2 separate regions of the Homo sapiens genome follow, and region 1 is linked to region 2. The links are chromatin loops, found by intact Hi-C in ENCODE. Cell type or tissue: A673. All regions are shown on one strand.

Region 1 (8,000 bases), 490 kb after region 2:
CAGGCCTTGCCCCAGATCCACTACCTCAATATCTGCTTCGTAACAAGACCCTGTGGGAAACCAGGATATGCCACCCCCAAAATAGGAAGGATTGTTGAGATGAAGACAATTCAGAAGAAACAGAGGCAGTAAAGCTCTCTGCCCTCCCTCTATTTGTCTAAAAGCAGGACGTAGATTTACAAAGACAAAACGTATCTTGCCTCCCCCCTTCTACCAGGGAGAACCACTGAAAACAACTTAAGACGCTTATGCTCCTGGAGATGGCCCTGCAGGAATCTACATTGAACAAGCTTTGCTAACTGGCCTTTATCTGCCATTCATTTGCTATCCCCCGAAGTTGCTGCCCCTAGAGACTCAAAGTGTTTTTTCCCTTGTCACATCTCTAAAAGTTTACTGTCCTTTGATGAGGATGCTGTGAAACTAGAATTCAAAGCCATCTCTTTGAGAACTCCTCATTATAGAAAATATACATGTTAATAAACTTCTGCTTGTTTTTCTCTTGTTAATCTGTCTTTTGTTACAGGGGTCCCTTCCAACTAAGAACCTATGGGGGTTATTCTTCCTCTAAAACCCCCACGGGATTCAAATGTATTCGCAAGGTAGAAAATGGTCTGGCTAACAAGAGGAATGAAAAGAAGTGCTGCTTTATGCTTAAGCCTTAAGTCTGTGCCTGTCTTAACTCATGAGGCTACTCCGGCTCAGCCTGGAAACAAGCTTGAGATGGGGTGGAGTGCCTTCCTGCAAGACGGCGCTGGAGCAGGATTTGAAAGAAAGCCTGGGGTTTTAAAGCCAAAGTTCCATGTAGCAACTTTTTCCCAACAAATTACCCTCTCTAAACTGCTGATAAAGTCAGAATACCAGACTAGATTTAATCCCTGGTTTTAGTTCTTATGTCTTTGCAACACTAGTTGGTAGCAAAAGATGTTTAAAAGCTGAGAAATGCTGAAGCTTTTGCTAGAAGGTTCAGTGCACCACCTGGATTTCACATCTTGTCATTTTCAGCCCCAGCTCTACCAAAAATGAGGGAATCTGTTCTACAGGTTAACTTATCCAGAGATATTCTCCCCTAAAGGTCAGCAGAAACTTGGAAAAAGTTTCCTCAAAGCTACGTCCTAACCACAGACAAGGGGTTATGAATGTAGTAATTGTATAAACCAACTGTGATACTTTCAACCTACACACACACAATGAAATGTAGACACACACACCCATGGACACACTATTGTACTTCTGTGGTCTGCATATCCTGTGCTTAGTGGGATATTGTGTCCCATCATGAATATATTGTGTCCCATCATGAATATAATTTTGCATGTAAGCACTTTCTTTTAGATTAATTGAAATGAGCCTGTCTAAGGAGGTATGTGATGGCCTTTGCCAGTACATAAGAACATCAGAACACACACGAAGTGCATAAGTGTGTGTGTGTGTGTGTGTGTGTGTGTAGAGAGAGAGAGATTGAGAAACGTATTTGGTTCCTATGTGTAGACTGCACAAAGACAAGAGGTGTTGGTTGCATAGGATGAGGTAACGGTAGGAAGAGGTGAAAGAACATTTAACTCATGTGCAAATCAGTTATTTAACGTTCCTTTATTCCCCAGGTCTTGATCTGCATCCAGGCCAGGCCAGGAGAACTCATTCTGGTCAGACAGCGGGAAATTCCACCACATGGAATGGTGTTGGTGGTCTCCGCTCTACTCCAGTCCAGGAGCCCACACAGCAAAATTCCACTAATGAATGCGCCCACCCACGCAGGGCCCAGCTCTCCCCACCCCCTTCTCCCCATGCCTGCCCCATTCAACAGGCCACGCCACCACCAACCGCCTTCCTTACAACTGCCCAAGGATTCGTTTCAGGAGCAAGATTTGTTAAATTATAAATTGGAAGCATCCACCTCAATAATGAACCAAATCAAAGACCCTCTGGAGGAATCCCTCAGGCAGCTCATGGGAGGGACCAGAGGAAGCATTTGCCCACTCCTCTCCCTCCTGCCCTCAGCCCCAAGGACCCTCCATGAGGGAGGAGACGAGGACATGCAAGTGCAGAGCCCACCAGACCTCCGAGGTGGGTCCCACCGAGCCTAGGTTATTTGTTTTTCCTTACAAGAATGCTAGTCAAAGCAAAACTTTAACCCAACAAACCAACAAACAAAATACCCCTAGTTGGCTATTTGCACACAGGGGTTGCCAAGGAAGGCAGCCTGAAGGGTCCCTTTGTGACCAGAGGCGTTTTTGAAAGGAGACAGCAATGGCTGCTTTATGAGGAAGTGGTGAGACGGTCACATGTTATCCGCATTGCTGTGGAGGTCGGCCTGACCACCCAGGAGCCTTCACCAAGATGGCCTGATAACAGCCCACCGTGGGGCTCCCAGGCCTCTGCAGCGGTCTTCCTGGGACCCAACTGTCCTCCAAAAGAACTGCTTCCAACAGAGTAGACATGGAGCCCCACGGCCACCTAAGTGACTCTGTTTCTGAGCATGCTACAGGGTAATTAGGTTTCACATTCCTGCTGCTTTTTACACACGGCCTTAGCTTTCTCATCAGGCCTGTGGCAGAGCACAAGGCAGAATGAGAAGGGGGGTGCCGCATCCATCCCCTGGATGGCCAGGCCCTCCAGACAGGGCCACTGTGACACGGGGGCTGGGGGCTGGGAGGGAGGAAGGGGAGAAGGCATGAAGCGCCTTATGATTGAAGTGGCTTGGAATAATAAATATACACACTCTTTTTTAAACGTGGCTCACCACATCCTGGGAATCTGGAAAAAATGCCCCACTTCACTGTCCCTCACCCTCCTCCCCACCTACCCCCCAGCAGCAGTGGCTTTCATGACGCCTGGGGGAAAGCACAGGGCCTTTGATAATAAGGGGCTTGTTAGTTCTAGGCTAACAGCCCTCCCAGGCCGCTCTGAATCCTTTCAAGCACTTTTTTATTTTAGGTCAAGGAAGTTCGTAAATGTAAAGACTCGAGATTGTAGAAGGAGAAGAGGAAAGGGAGAAAGAAGCATTTGGGGGTAGTTGTCATTGGGAGGGGCAGCCAGGGACCTCCTATGGTAGATCCGTCAGGCCTGGTGGACATGCCCTTCCCTTGGTGTGGGGGACAGATAATGGAAGGTGGCTTTGAGCCTTGAAGAAGACCTAGCCTTGTTTGAACCGTCTAAGCTTTGGCTTAGATAAAACTGAATCTTTGTATAGGAAGACCCTTTCGAATCCACAGGCCTTGAATAAATCACATCAGCTGGCTCTGGCGACGATTCCTCTGCCTGCCAGAAGAGGGCAGCACATGCTTCCTCATTACAGGGAAAGCTGGGCTGCCCAGTCCAAAGGGTGGACACTAGGTATGGAGGCGGGGGGAGCACTGTGAAATTAATAGCAGCAGCAGCAACAGCAGCAGCAATAGCTATCACATATTGGTGCCTACTGTGTGCCAGGAACTGTCCTAAGTGATTTATATGCATTAATTCATCTAATTAACATGACAAATCTTCAAGAGAGGGTGCTATTACAATCTCCATATTACCGTTGAGGAGGCTGAGGCATACTGAAATTAACAGAACTTGCTATTGTAGCCACGGACTGCCTAAGATTGAGGTCAGCAAATTACAGTCCAAGGACTAAATCCAGTTCACTGCCTACTTTCATGCTGCCCTCAAGCTAAGTATTGTTTTGTGTTTTACATTTTTGCATGGTTGGAAAAAAGTCAAAAGAAGAATAATATTTCATGAAGTGAGAATGATGTGAAATTCAAATTTCAGTGTCCACGAATGATGTTTTATTGGAACACAGCCCTATTTATTTGTTTACATATTATCTGTGGCTGCTTTATGATTCCTGCAGCAGAATTGAGCAGAGTCTGGTAGAGGCTATGTAGCTTGCAAAGCCTAAACTATTTACTATCTGACCCTATATAGAGAAAGTTTGCCAAGCCCTGACTTATGAGGAAGAGCTACCTGTTTCCAGGCAAGAGGGACAGAGAACAGAGTTGCTATTTACTGGAAATGGAGCTAGTATCGCTATCCCAGGGCAATTTAGAAGCAATGTTGAACTTGATTCACTTTTTTTCCAACAGGGCAGCTCAAGGTCAAGCAAAAGGAGGGTCTGACATGTCACTGAATAGCCTCAAGGAAGTAATAAAAGGTTAGATCTGGAAAGGACTGTGAAAGTCCACTATTATGTCTCAAGTCTAAGGTGCACATTTTTTTCACTCTTTAACATCTGTGAAATCAGGCAATGTCTTACAATCAAAATATGAGAGGTTAAGTGAAAACACTTTGTTTAAGTGATAGCATTTTGTTGTTGTTTCTTAGAGGTTTGTTTGTTTGTTTGTTTTTGAGATGGAATCTTGCTCTGTCACCCAGGCTAAAGTGCAGTGGCATGATCTTGGCTCACTGCGACCTCTGCCTCCCGGGTTTAAGTGGTTCTCCTGCCTCAGCCTCCCAACTAGCTGGAATTACAGGTGTGCGCCACCATGCTCGGCTAATTTTTTTGTAGTTTTAGTAGAGACTGGGTTTTGCCATTTGGCCAGGCTGATCTCAAACTCCTGACCTCAAGTGATCTGCCCACCTCGGCCTCCCAAAGTGCTGGGATTATAGGTGTGTGCCACTGTGCCCAGCCAGTATTTAAAATAATAGTGTCGTACAATCAATGACACCTTAGATTAGGCAGTTCCTGCCTCCAAAGATCCAGCCTCTTTTTGGTCCTTTCTGTTGATGGGATACTCACTTCTTTTGCTGGCAGTCCATTCTACAGATTTAATTTTAAAGTTTCTTTTCTTTTTTCTTTTTAGACGGAGTCTCATTCTGTCGCCAGGCTGGAGTGCAGTGGCACCATCTCGGTTCACTGCAACCTACAACTCCCTGGTTCAAGTAATTCTCCTGCCTCAACCTCTCAAGTAGATGGGATATAGGCACATGCCCCCACGACCAGCTAATTTTTGTATTTTTAGTAGAGACGGGGTTTCACCATGTTGGCCAGGACGGTCTCAAACTCGTGACCTCGTGATCGGCCTGCCTTGGCCTCCCAAAGTGCTGGGATTACAGGCGTGAGCCACCATGCCCGGCCTAATTGTAAACTTTCTAATGTTGAGCTGAAGTGTGTAAGCCTAAATTTTCTATACATCAAATGAGGATGATCTTGCTTAATACGTTTACTTTAAGAGTCTTAAGATCTTATTAAAAGGGAGCGAAGGGAAGGAAGCACTGTGACCCCCGGGGTAGGGAGGACCAGAGCCGGCTGCAGGAATCAGTCTGTCGGTGTGGTCACACCAGGCAGTCTGCAAGATGGGAGGACAGGGATGAGTTGTTGGGGACACAAACCATGAAAACCTGGAAGGAAAAGAAAGACCGCCAGTGATACAGATGAGTTCTTTTTCTAGCAGCATCAGCCAGGAGCATGACCCACTGCAGGTGGCACCTCTTAGAAGGAGAAGACAGGAGCAATTTGAAGATTCGGGCCTGAATGGAACAAGAAGACAAGGAAAGAGCGAGGAATGCACCTGTGGCTGGCTTGCCCCTGCTGCCTTATATGAGGGCTCTAGGAGATGAGGAAGGGAAATGAGAGAGGCAGGATGACAGTCATTGATATTGTGTTAATAAGAACCACAATGTCCTCCTTCAATCACGTTCCCATTCAGTGGGAATGATCATCCAAATTCTGAGATAAACTCACTGAGGTTCCTAGAATAACCCGAGAGTCTTCTTCCATTCTATGTGGCAGGGACAATCAATTTTTCCAGAATAAGCCCAGGGAGCTTCCAGGTTCCAGAAAGAGGAGCCTCTGATGTGAGCCTTAGGGAGGTGGAAACCTTGGCCTTTATTTGGAAACAGAACCAAGACTGCTCAGGGACCTGTGTGGCTAATGGCCACTTTTTTGTTCCAGCAACAAATTGGGAACCAGGAGGTGGTGGGAACTAGGGTACACTCCCTCGCCCTCTGGTAACCACGTTTGAGCTTGGATTGGAGAGAAAGGAGAAGCAGAGGGCTTAGCCCTAACCAGGTGCTTTTCATCTGGGGACATGTGTCCTGGATTTCCTGGGACAGTACCAATTTCTTATAATTTGATTATTTTCAATGAAGGCAATTTGTTAGGCATCTGATTTTCAGTTTGGAAAACATGGCCACTGCAGTTACAACTGATGAAGGGCAATGCAATCTGAGCACATGCCCAGCACGTCACAGATACCAAGGAAGGTTTTTAGGGCTTTCTTTCGGAAGTTAGAAGCACCTTATTAGGACAAGTATTTTAGGAAGAGTATGTTAGGACATCTCAGAGTCTTCCATAAAAAGAGAACTAGGTGCAGCCTTGCGAGTGAAAGGGGTACATCTTTGCACATCTAGTGCAGGAGCCCATTCATCTTGATGAAAATAGATAAGCCCAGACAGGCTGTTCTGTGTCCCATGTGCTGGGTGGACAGAGAGGGGCAGGGAGGTTGGCGACACACGCCTGAGGCTGCAGGGAGGTCTCCTGAGTCTTCCAGAGAAGATGGAGAGAAAGGAAGAAAGTGAGTTTCAGGTGAAGAGAGAACACAGGGATTGTGAGATCGGGAGGAGCACAGCTCACAGGTGGGGGAAGATGGAGAGGAGTCAGAGCAGCAGGAAGTCAGCAGGGCCTGGAGTCTACAGCAGCCTGAAAGAGAAGTCACAGGAGGGGAGAGCCAAAGAAAATGGAAACCACAGCTCCTCCGTGCCTGCGGCTCACAGCAGGAATATTTGTTATTCTTCTGGGAGGCTGGTTTGTTTTTATCTTCTAGGAGGACCGAGCTGCAGCTGACCAGGGGCCCTGTTTTGCTTTGTCTGCTCACAAGTTTAGAGCCAAATTTGTGGTCTACCTTCTGTGTGGCGCACGAAGGCCCCGGGGCTGCCCTGACTGTTTTAGCTCACCCAGGGCTCCATTTGATGGTTGTCTCCTTGTTTTTCTTTCTCACCTCCTCTTGGCCTTTGTTGGTTTGCCGTGCTTTATGCATCCCTGGGAGTAGCTATAAAGCCTTTCTGGAACAAGTGGAGTATAAATTTTAAAATAGAAAGAAGGCCCCCCAAGACAGAGGAATACAGAGGTGGAAATAAGAGAGAAAAGTGGACTTGAAGGGGGAAGAAAAGAGGGAATTCAAAGGAAGCCTTGAAAGACTAAAACCATCCAGATTGGGCAAAACACCACTTAGTGCAGGTCGCCTGGGAGGCCTGAGAGAGCTTAAGCCCCAAGACTGCATGTGATACAGATGAGATACTATTGCCCCTGGGGCTTTTCAGACCTCTCACTAGGGGAAAGGGAGTCCTGTGGAAGTGGGCTGCGCAAAAGGAGGTTGGATGGAAGGTGGTCAGCGTGAATAGAGCAGGAGAAATACTGAATTTTTGTCTTAGGCTACAGGCATAGGCATGCCTACTTCCTCTCCAGCTAAAAAGAAAAGGGGCAAAAGCACATGAGAATATGACACTGGCACCAAAAACAAGGATGGTAATTCTTGGTAGGACATTAACTGTATCTGAGGGAAACATGATAGACCTGGAAGAAATTTTAAAAAGGGGTAGGAGACTTTTCAAATTAGTTAATCAAAATAGAGCATTCAAGATGCACATTAGATCCATTTGTTAATTACCTGCCATATGCGATGGGGACAGAACATGAAATAAATCATGTGTATTGCTAGGATTGAAGCATAAGGAAAGAGAGATTGTGGAAAATAAAGTGAAATATAGCACTTTCTGCCTAGATTATGATAAGTAACTAAAATGAATTTCTTGAAAACCAAGAGATTTGCAGGGATTTTTAGAGTCTGTTCAAATGGCAGATTGAGGGTAAGAAATGCAAAATGTAAGACAGATATTCAGAGGGAGAAGTCCACATCCTCTTAGGAATGACAGAGAGTGGGGGACATGTTAAAGTAGGTGTCAAAGAAACCCCTTTAGGGAAGAGACAAACCCAAGGAGCCAAAGGGGTGTTCCAGTGGCAGGCGGGGAGGGGTGTTTCACAGCGACGCTTGCTAGAGGTGGAGGCACTGGCTTGCAGAAGG
Region 2 (8,000 bases):
AACCATGTCTAATAATTGCTCTTTAGTTTGGATCAGATGTCAAATTATTACCATTGTAAAAACTTGATAAGGGAAATTCAAGCAAGGCTGTTTCCGATGAGTAGTGTTAGTTTACTTTCTAGGAACAGGGCCAAGAAGTTGTACTTTTTAACTTAAAAAAAATGATTCATGCTAATGAGATACTGTCACTGACATGTTGTTTGAAATAAAATGAGGCTCACAGCCTCCGGTAGAATCAAAACTAAGGGAGTTATCTCTGCATCAGGTTTAGTTAACTTTCATAAAAAGAAGAAAAAAAGACACATCCTATATCACTATTGACTGATTAGGTTTGGAGTATGTGTGTGTGTGTATTCATTCTTCCTTTTTCTCATTTACTTATGCAGGTCCACTATGCAATTAAAGTTTTCCTTTTTTTCTAGTTAGAATCAAGAAAAATGTGAACATGATGATTTACCTGTATGCTCTGAATTGCATCTTTCTTCTTATGTAATAATACTTTTTTTTTTTAACTAGAGTAATGAATTTTAGTTTTTAAAGGATTGGGTGCCATGCTTAATTTTACATTACAGATTCAAACTAGTGTTTTCATTTATCTTACTTTTGTATTATATAGATGCTGCATAACTTTTTTCTGATCAATTTAAGTAGAAAGTATGGCAAAGTGATAGTGTACTTTGTAAACCCTCAACATATTTATTTAAGAAACTTCAAAGAGAAACAAAGGGTGTGCACTGTTTTACTATATTGGCTTTCTGAGTTTTGGCTGGTTTCCCAAATAGCAATTTTTATATTTAAAAAAAAAGACAGACTTAACTGCTTGCAGACTTTTCACGCATGGAAGATGAAGAAAGCTTCTTTTGATGAAGTGTAATTATGTCCAAACAGAGCTGACCCCCTCCCCCTATATTTCTTATGATCTTAACTGAAGAAAGTAGGATTTTTCCTTTGAAGCAGCCGGGACTTGGTGGAGGATCTGAAATGCTACAGTCTGCTGCCAGAGGCAGGATGGAGAAATTGGTCCAGACTTGTCTTCAAGACTTAGATGGGGGGTAGGGGGAGTGGGTGGAGAGAGAAAGAAAAATTGATTTATCACTAATAATATATTTTTATATCACTGCATTAACATTGTATGAAAGGAAACAGTAATATCAAGCTGAGATGAAGAGGAAAAAAGGACAGAGAACACTGATAACAGATCACACTCTGAAAAAAAAATGGGTCAGTTTTTCAGTGGCAGGAAACCCTTTAACCTGCCTTTGTACCCTTTGTACCTGACCTGCTTTATAACAGACTCTTCCAGCTTCCTCTTTGATTTTCACACTTCTACATTTCTCTTAAGCTATTAAGTCTGGATCAACATGCTGCTACCATTGTATTTTCTTTCCCGGCTTTAAATATTTCTATTTTCAGTAGTGTTATAAAAAAACACCAAGTTCCTCAAATATTGCACTTTTTTTTTTCTTTCCACTGGTAGAAACATAAACTCTCAGAAACTGAAAAACAATCTTAGATTATAAAGGAGTCATGTCACTACTGACTTTGACTTTATGGGTCATCTTATGACCACAACTTTTGAAAGTGCTAGAATAAAAGTAGAGCATCAGTGGAACTTGCATTAAGTTAGGAGAGGCTTAAGGTTTTTCATGGTTTTTCCTTTTTTTTATCCTTAATCTTTTAAAGAGAAGTGTTTAAAATGATTTTGGTCCTTAAATTTTTTTTTGGTATGCTTTCTTTTTCCTGATGAAGCCATGGATGACACAATTAGTTATCTACTGACTGCTAGCTCCCTATTTGAGAGCCTACATTTTAAAATAACAGGCTGTATTTTATCACTTATGGAAAGTGATAAAAAGGGGATTTTTGAGAAAAAATTAATTTAAGGAAATCATGAATGCCCACATAAACATTTGACTTAAGAGGTGCATTATTATTATAGGATGAAGAACCAATTACTAAATTGGTTGGTAATTTCTGAAAATTTCTTCAACATTGCATACATATTTCTTCTGAAGGGGCAATAAGAAGCAGAAGGAGCCTCATTCACTTTTGCTGTAGTTGTTAATTACATCTTGATCCTTAGGGTCTGATTTTGGCAGATCATAGTTATACTTAACTACTTGTTTCCTCCCCCAAACCCATCTCTTTTTAAAAGCAGTTTTTTATAGAGAACTCATTCTACTCTGAAAATTTAAATGCTTTATACTTGAAGGGTGAATTTTATTTTTGGCTTTTGTTCCTACATGAGGCGTCACCCTGAATTTAGGGGAAGCATAGATGACTTTTAATATCCTAAGTAAGTTGTAAAGGTCTCAAGTAGAACTGTTACCAAAACTGGTTTAAATAAATTTATGGACAATCTATTTTATCTTTTTTTCTTTTTTGAGATGGAGTCTCACTCTGCCACCCAGGCTGGAGTGCGGTGGCACCATCTCGGCTCACTATAACCTCCGCCTCCTGAGTTCAAGTGATTCTTGTGCCTCAGCCTCTTGAGTAGCTGGGATTACAGGCGTGCGTCACCACGCCCAGCTAATTTTTATATTTTTAGTAGAGACAGGGTTTCACCAGGTTGGCCAGGCTAGTCTTGAACTCCTGACCTCAGGCGATCTGCCCTCCTCCACCTCCCAAAGTGTTGGGATTACAGGCGTGAGCCACCGCGCCCAGCCGACAATCTTTCTACCAGGTTATTTAGAGACATTAAGGATAACTGAGATCTGTATATATCCTTGATTTATTAAGATGAGTGCCATAGATGAAAACTGACTCTGAAACACAGCCATGGGAGCCACTGTTAGAAAGGCAATCCTGGGCCCATAGACCACTAATCTGACCCCAAAATGGCACTTTAAAATGTTTTAGTGTAAATTAACTTTCAATCTAGAGATTCAGCTCTTTTACTTTTTGCGATCTTTCCATTGTTTTGAGGTTCTAACTTGGACCCAGTGGCTTCCTATTCAAGTTTCTGGTTTCTAATTCTGTAGGCTTTTAGTTTTCTGTAACTAGTTTAGACTCCTGGCTGGTTTATTCTTCTGGTTAGTCTTAACGCTTATAATAAAGCCTCTCTTTGCTAACCAATTATAAATTATTTAAATCCGTGTAATAGCCAATATAGTGGATAAAATATATCAATGACACTTTAAAAATAGATGCTTTCATCATCCTGAGATATTGCATTAGTCCATTTATGTTTACTGTTTCTTGGGCACATAGAGCTGATTGGGACGCATCTAGAAATAAATTACTTATTAATTTTTTTAAATGGCAAGTGATCAAGCCACTTAAGGAAGTGGCCAAGTGACAGAATATTTAAAAAAAAAAGAGCATTAATTTTAGGGTCTGAAAAATGAGGTTCAGATCTTCATTTTTTCATTTATTAGTTGTATGAACTTGGGTAAATTACTAAGTCTCTTGAGGCTTCAGCCTCCTTATTTGTGCAATGGGGGTGAGAGATCTAAGCGGGGAGGATTAATTGAGATAATGTGTATGAAGTGGCACTTAATACGTTTCTAATTGTTATTCACCTTTCCCTATTCAAACTGCACCCACCCCATTCCTGTCTTTTCTTTCCTGTTTTTTTCCCCTTGGCTATAGAAAAGTATAGCCAAGGAGACTTAAAACTATTTATACTCAGTAACAAATGATGTGCGTCTTAAACAGATTTTAGGAACTTACATGGTCTAGGTTGAAAAGAAAACCCATTCACTAGACTTGACAGCCAAAGACCTGTTCTCCATTAAGCCTTGTATATAACCTGTTCCATATTAAGCTTTGAAAAGACTGCATTAAACTTTGCATTGGTACATATTGTCAAAGATTTGTGTTTTGGTTTAATACTCTCAGTTTTCAGTAAGGGAAAAAGAATCTCTGACCAAAAAACAAAGCAAAACAAAATGAGCTTTTTAAAGGTCTGTTACAGGAGCAGACTGAATGAGTACTCTGGCCTGAGATTGCTGAATGTTTTATTGAGTCACTGTTTCACGCCCACCTCTTCCTGTCTTGTAACAGTTTGCAGTTTTGACTATCTGACATGATTAACCGTTGCAAATCTAACTGATTACAACTGTTAGTAAGTCTGTGCAACAGAGAATGGTATCTTCTTCTGGAGAAAACAGACATCCAAATATGCTACCAAACTTTTCCCTGTCTCTTTTCCCCTTCTTATTCGTCGCTTTTAGCTCATTAATTTGAAGCATCAGATGTAATATTTCAATGAAGCACACCTTCTGCTAAAAGCAAAATTTGAGTTTATACTGAGAGATGTCATGTTCATTTAGCAAAAAGTAAGTCGCTGTCAGGGGGTTATTTCAAGATTTAACAGCAAGGATGTATGTTAGGGGAGGGGTGGACAGGGAGGAGAAAAACTTTGTTCCAGTAATGATGAAATCATCATACCACAGGCACATTACGGCCAGGACAGGAGACACTGGCTCCTGTTAAAATGATTCCCATAAGAACTTTCCTCTTTTATCTTCTTATTGTAGTGCAGCTAAGCAAATGAAATGCTAAAGCTATGTGAAGTAAATAACATAATCAACAATGATTTACTATTGTTCTCTCGTGAGGTCATGACCCAACCCTAAATAAAGACTTCTAAAATTGTCTGTGCTTGGATGTGTTCCTGATGTTGGAGAAAACTGAAAGAAAAAGAACCTTCCTCAAGTGGACCAGGGTTTTGTTTTCATTACAACTGTTGCTACTGAGGAGCTTTTTTGGAATTGGAGTCTTCCTGTGTAGCACTACAATGAGGACGATGATCTTGACTCTAAGCAAATTTGGAAATGTCCTAAAGTGGTCATCGGAGGGTTTCCAATTTAGAAGAAGGAGTCCTGCCTCTTGTCTTTGTTTCATTGCCTCCTTAGAGATGCTTAAATGCAATTTGGAAATCTATGCTGCTGTGTAATCATCAACACTGTTTTTTAATATTCACTGTATATTTTCCCCTTTTATATCTGCAGGCAAGAGTTTCACCTTGACCATAACCGTCTTCACAAATCCTCCCCAAGTAGCTACCTATCACAGAGCAATTAAAGTTACAGTAGATGGACCTCGGGAACCCAGAAGTAAGTACTCCCCTTTTTATTGAAGAAAGTAATAGAGTTTCCAGAGACCCTATGAGGAATTTATTCCAAATGAGTTAGTGTCACTTTCATGTCCATAGTGTCTTTGTGGACTTTGCTATCTGCATATATTTTTTTTAGTGAGGGAGAGTTAGTCAAACTTCAGAGTTAGTAGAAAATAAAACTACGGTTTTAACCTTTGCCACACAATCACTAAGGCCTCCGTAGCTTTGGGAAATGAGTGAATAATTATTCAGTCACTGTTAACTATTTGCTAAGAAATTTTGCTCATGTACTGAACATAATGGGGCAGAATAGACCCATGAGAGCTGAGGAAGAAAAGAGCAAACTTAAAAATCTTGAGCTTAGTCAAAAAGCACTGGCATGTGTTTCCCATGGCCTAAGAATGTGTTTTAGCTTTTTAACTCGCCCACTCAATTCCCTTTATGAAGAGCACACTGCTTAATTACAAAGAATTTATTTGCAAATGATAACTTGCTTGATTGTTACAACACTGTTGTTTGGTCATGCTCTAGTAATTGTTATAGGTAGTTTTCTTTTAACAGATAGAGTCAAACCACGTTTAAATCCATCTTGGTTTATTTGTCTGTCTGGACATCCAGAAGGTTTCACCGGCAATCAGTTTCAGGTAGCGCACATAATCTACTTGGGCCAATATGTATGTTCCTTCTAAATCTAAAATGACCGAGGTTTGCTTCCCCCACCCCCACCAAAAAACTGCTTTGAACAAACTCAGCATAGCGGTATTTGAATATATTTAGAGATTAAAGATTATTTGATATATAAACCATTAACAATTGTGTGCCAATGGAAACATCATATAGAACTCTGCCTTTGCTGAGTGAATACATTGGAATCCTAACCACTGCATTTAGGGAGGTCAGTTTGGTTTGTGGTGGAGGCATAGCTGGCAGAAGTACTTGTTCTATAACAATCAACCTGCATAGACCATGAGAGTGGCATATCTTTTCTTCCCCTAAAATGAGAGAAAAGGTCTCATAAAGTTTTGCCTCTACCCAAGCAGCATACCTTCCTAGCAGTGGGAGCATATGGTGGGTCCCGTCCCTTTTGCTGCTGTCTCTTTTCACAAAGGCTGACTGCTTGCCTGAACTAGGGAGGTTTCCTGCCTCAAAAGCAAGTCTTTGAGGTTTTTGTTTTCTTCTCCTTTCATGTGTGTGGCATTCTTCCAGGTTCATAATGTTGAGTCAGTGCTGGCCCTGTCTGTTCAGTTTGGGAATGTCCTGTTAGGTGATTGCTGTACACATGTGTGTAAGCACCAAGTCTCTAGTCCTAAGGGCTAGTGGTTATGGAGTGCAGGTGAATAGAACAGAGCTTTGCCTGGTTTGGGGCTTTGCCTGCCTTTTCTGGATAGCCATAAGTTGGGGATGATGCCTTATGATGGAAGATGTCTTCTAACTTTTGGTCAGACTAGCCCCGGAATTCCTGAAAAGGCAGGACGTCCATTTTAGTAATGCACATAGCAGGATAGTTGGTTTTTAAAATGTAGCACCGCTAATACTTATCTCTTAAAGATATTTCCTGCTGATCTCAGCTGCTTTTCTCAGTTCTTGGAAAAACCATTTGCGTGTGTTTGTGTGCGTGTGTGTGTGTGTGTATGTGTGTGTGTATGTTTGTGTGTGTATATGTGTACATACACACAAGAGTTGATGCTCAAAAGTTGATGGCTGGGAGAGGAAAGAGGGAAGGATAGGTGCTCCCTGTTCTGAACGATATGACAATAAGTGAGAAGGCAGGGTAGCTTTGGAAAAGTCACTTCTGTTTCAAGTGTGCATAGCAGTACCTTATTTCAGAGAGGTTTTTGTCCAAATTAGTCAATAGACTAATTTATAAAGGCAGAGAATTGCCTTGTAAAGGCAGAGAAGTGCTCTGAAAGCAGTGAGAGTTAGGAGTAGAGGGGCCAGGTGGTATACGTGGGACCTGAGTTCAAGCTTTGTGTGGTGCCCAGGGTGGGCGGTGGAAGCAGATACAGATCTGCAAGTGGTAGGCCACCTGCCCTAGATAAGCCTGAGTAACATTTCTTATTAACTGAAAATATCGGTGAAAATGCGGGGTCATTTTCCTGACATCATAGGGTGACTTGACGAAGTCAGTGTCTGGAGAGAAGCATGGGTCTGCTTTGAGCGACAGCTGAATCCTATAACCTGGATTCTGTGCTGGATTATTTTTTTCCTCCCTGTTCTTGGCCATCCTGGGCATTGAATATTTGTAGCATAGCCCTCTTCTCAATATGGTTCTTTAATTTTGACACTCCCAGGTGTGGGAAATGCACAATATTTCCAATTTTCTTAAACAGTGAGTATAATAGGAGTTTGATTAGTTGGTGCATATAATGTTAAATGGGAGATCCTCTAGAACACAGACTGGCACACGTTTTCTACGGAGTGCCAGATAGCAAATCCTTTAGACTCTGTGGGCCGTATGGTGGTCTCTGTCACAACCACTCAACTCTGCCATTGTAGCTCAAAAGCAGCATAAGCAAATACATACATTCATGGTCATGGCTATACAGGTTGAGTATCCCTTATCCAAAATGCTTGGGACCAGAAGTGTTTCGGATTTCAATTTTTTTTTTTAATTTTTGGAATATTTGCGTATATAATGAGATACCTTGGTGATGAGACCCAAATCTAAACATGAAATTCATGTATGTTTCATATACACCTTATGCACACAGTTTGAAGATAATTTTATACAATATGTAAATAATTTCGTGGAAGAAACAAAGTTTGTGTTATGTACTTATGTGTGGAATTTTCTACTTGTGGCATCATATTGGTGCTCAAAACTTTCAGATTTTGGAGCATTTCGGATTTTCAGATTAAGGATACTCGATCTGTATTCCACTAAAATTTTACTTATAAAAATAATTGGTGGGCCAAGTTGTAGTTTGTCAACCCTTGC

What was found. Hi-C counts contacts between places; a loop is a spot of excess contacts. Peaks named below come from ENCODE experiments on the same cell type or tissue, not always from the same donor. Only the 100,000 strongest peaks of a DNase experiment are listed, where the experiment ranks them.
Region 1: a loop joins it to region 2, with 3 times the contacts of the local background. A loop is called at or near these places in 17 of 110 quality-filtered maps.

The regions. Positions count from the first base shown.
Region 1 is chr6:45,927,351-45,935,350 of GRCh38, forward strand. The region is part of intron 4 of CLIC5 (chloride intracellular channel 5); the gene reads right to left. Among named protein-coding and RNA genes, the nearest start is that of CLIC5, 85 kb to the right of the region's middle. RefSeq lists enhancers at 1-41, 42-705. In A673, a CTCF peak has its summit at 3,261 (motif pointing right); a DNase peak (open chromatin) is centred at 3,291.
Region 2 is chr6:45,432,992-45,440,991 of GRCh38, forward strand. RUNX2 (RUNX family transcription factor 2) reads left to right here. Exons shown (of 9, transcript NM_001024630.4): 5 at 4,956-5,060. Among named protein-coding and RNA genes, the nearest start is that of SUPT3H, 59 kb to the left of the region's middle. In A673, no CTCF peak of the experiment used is centred here; DNase peaks (open chromatin) are centred at 120, 3,990 and 4,320; H3K4me3 peaks cover 1,345 bases; H3K27ac peaks cover 3,350 bases.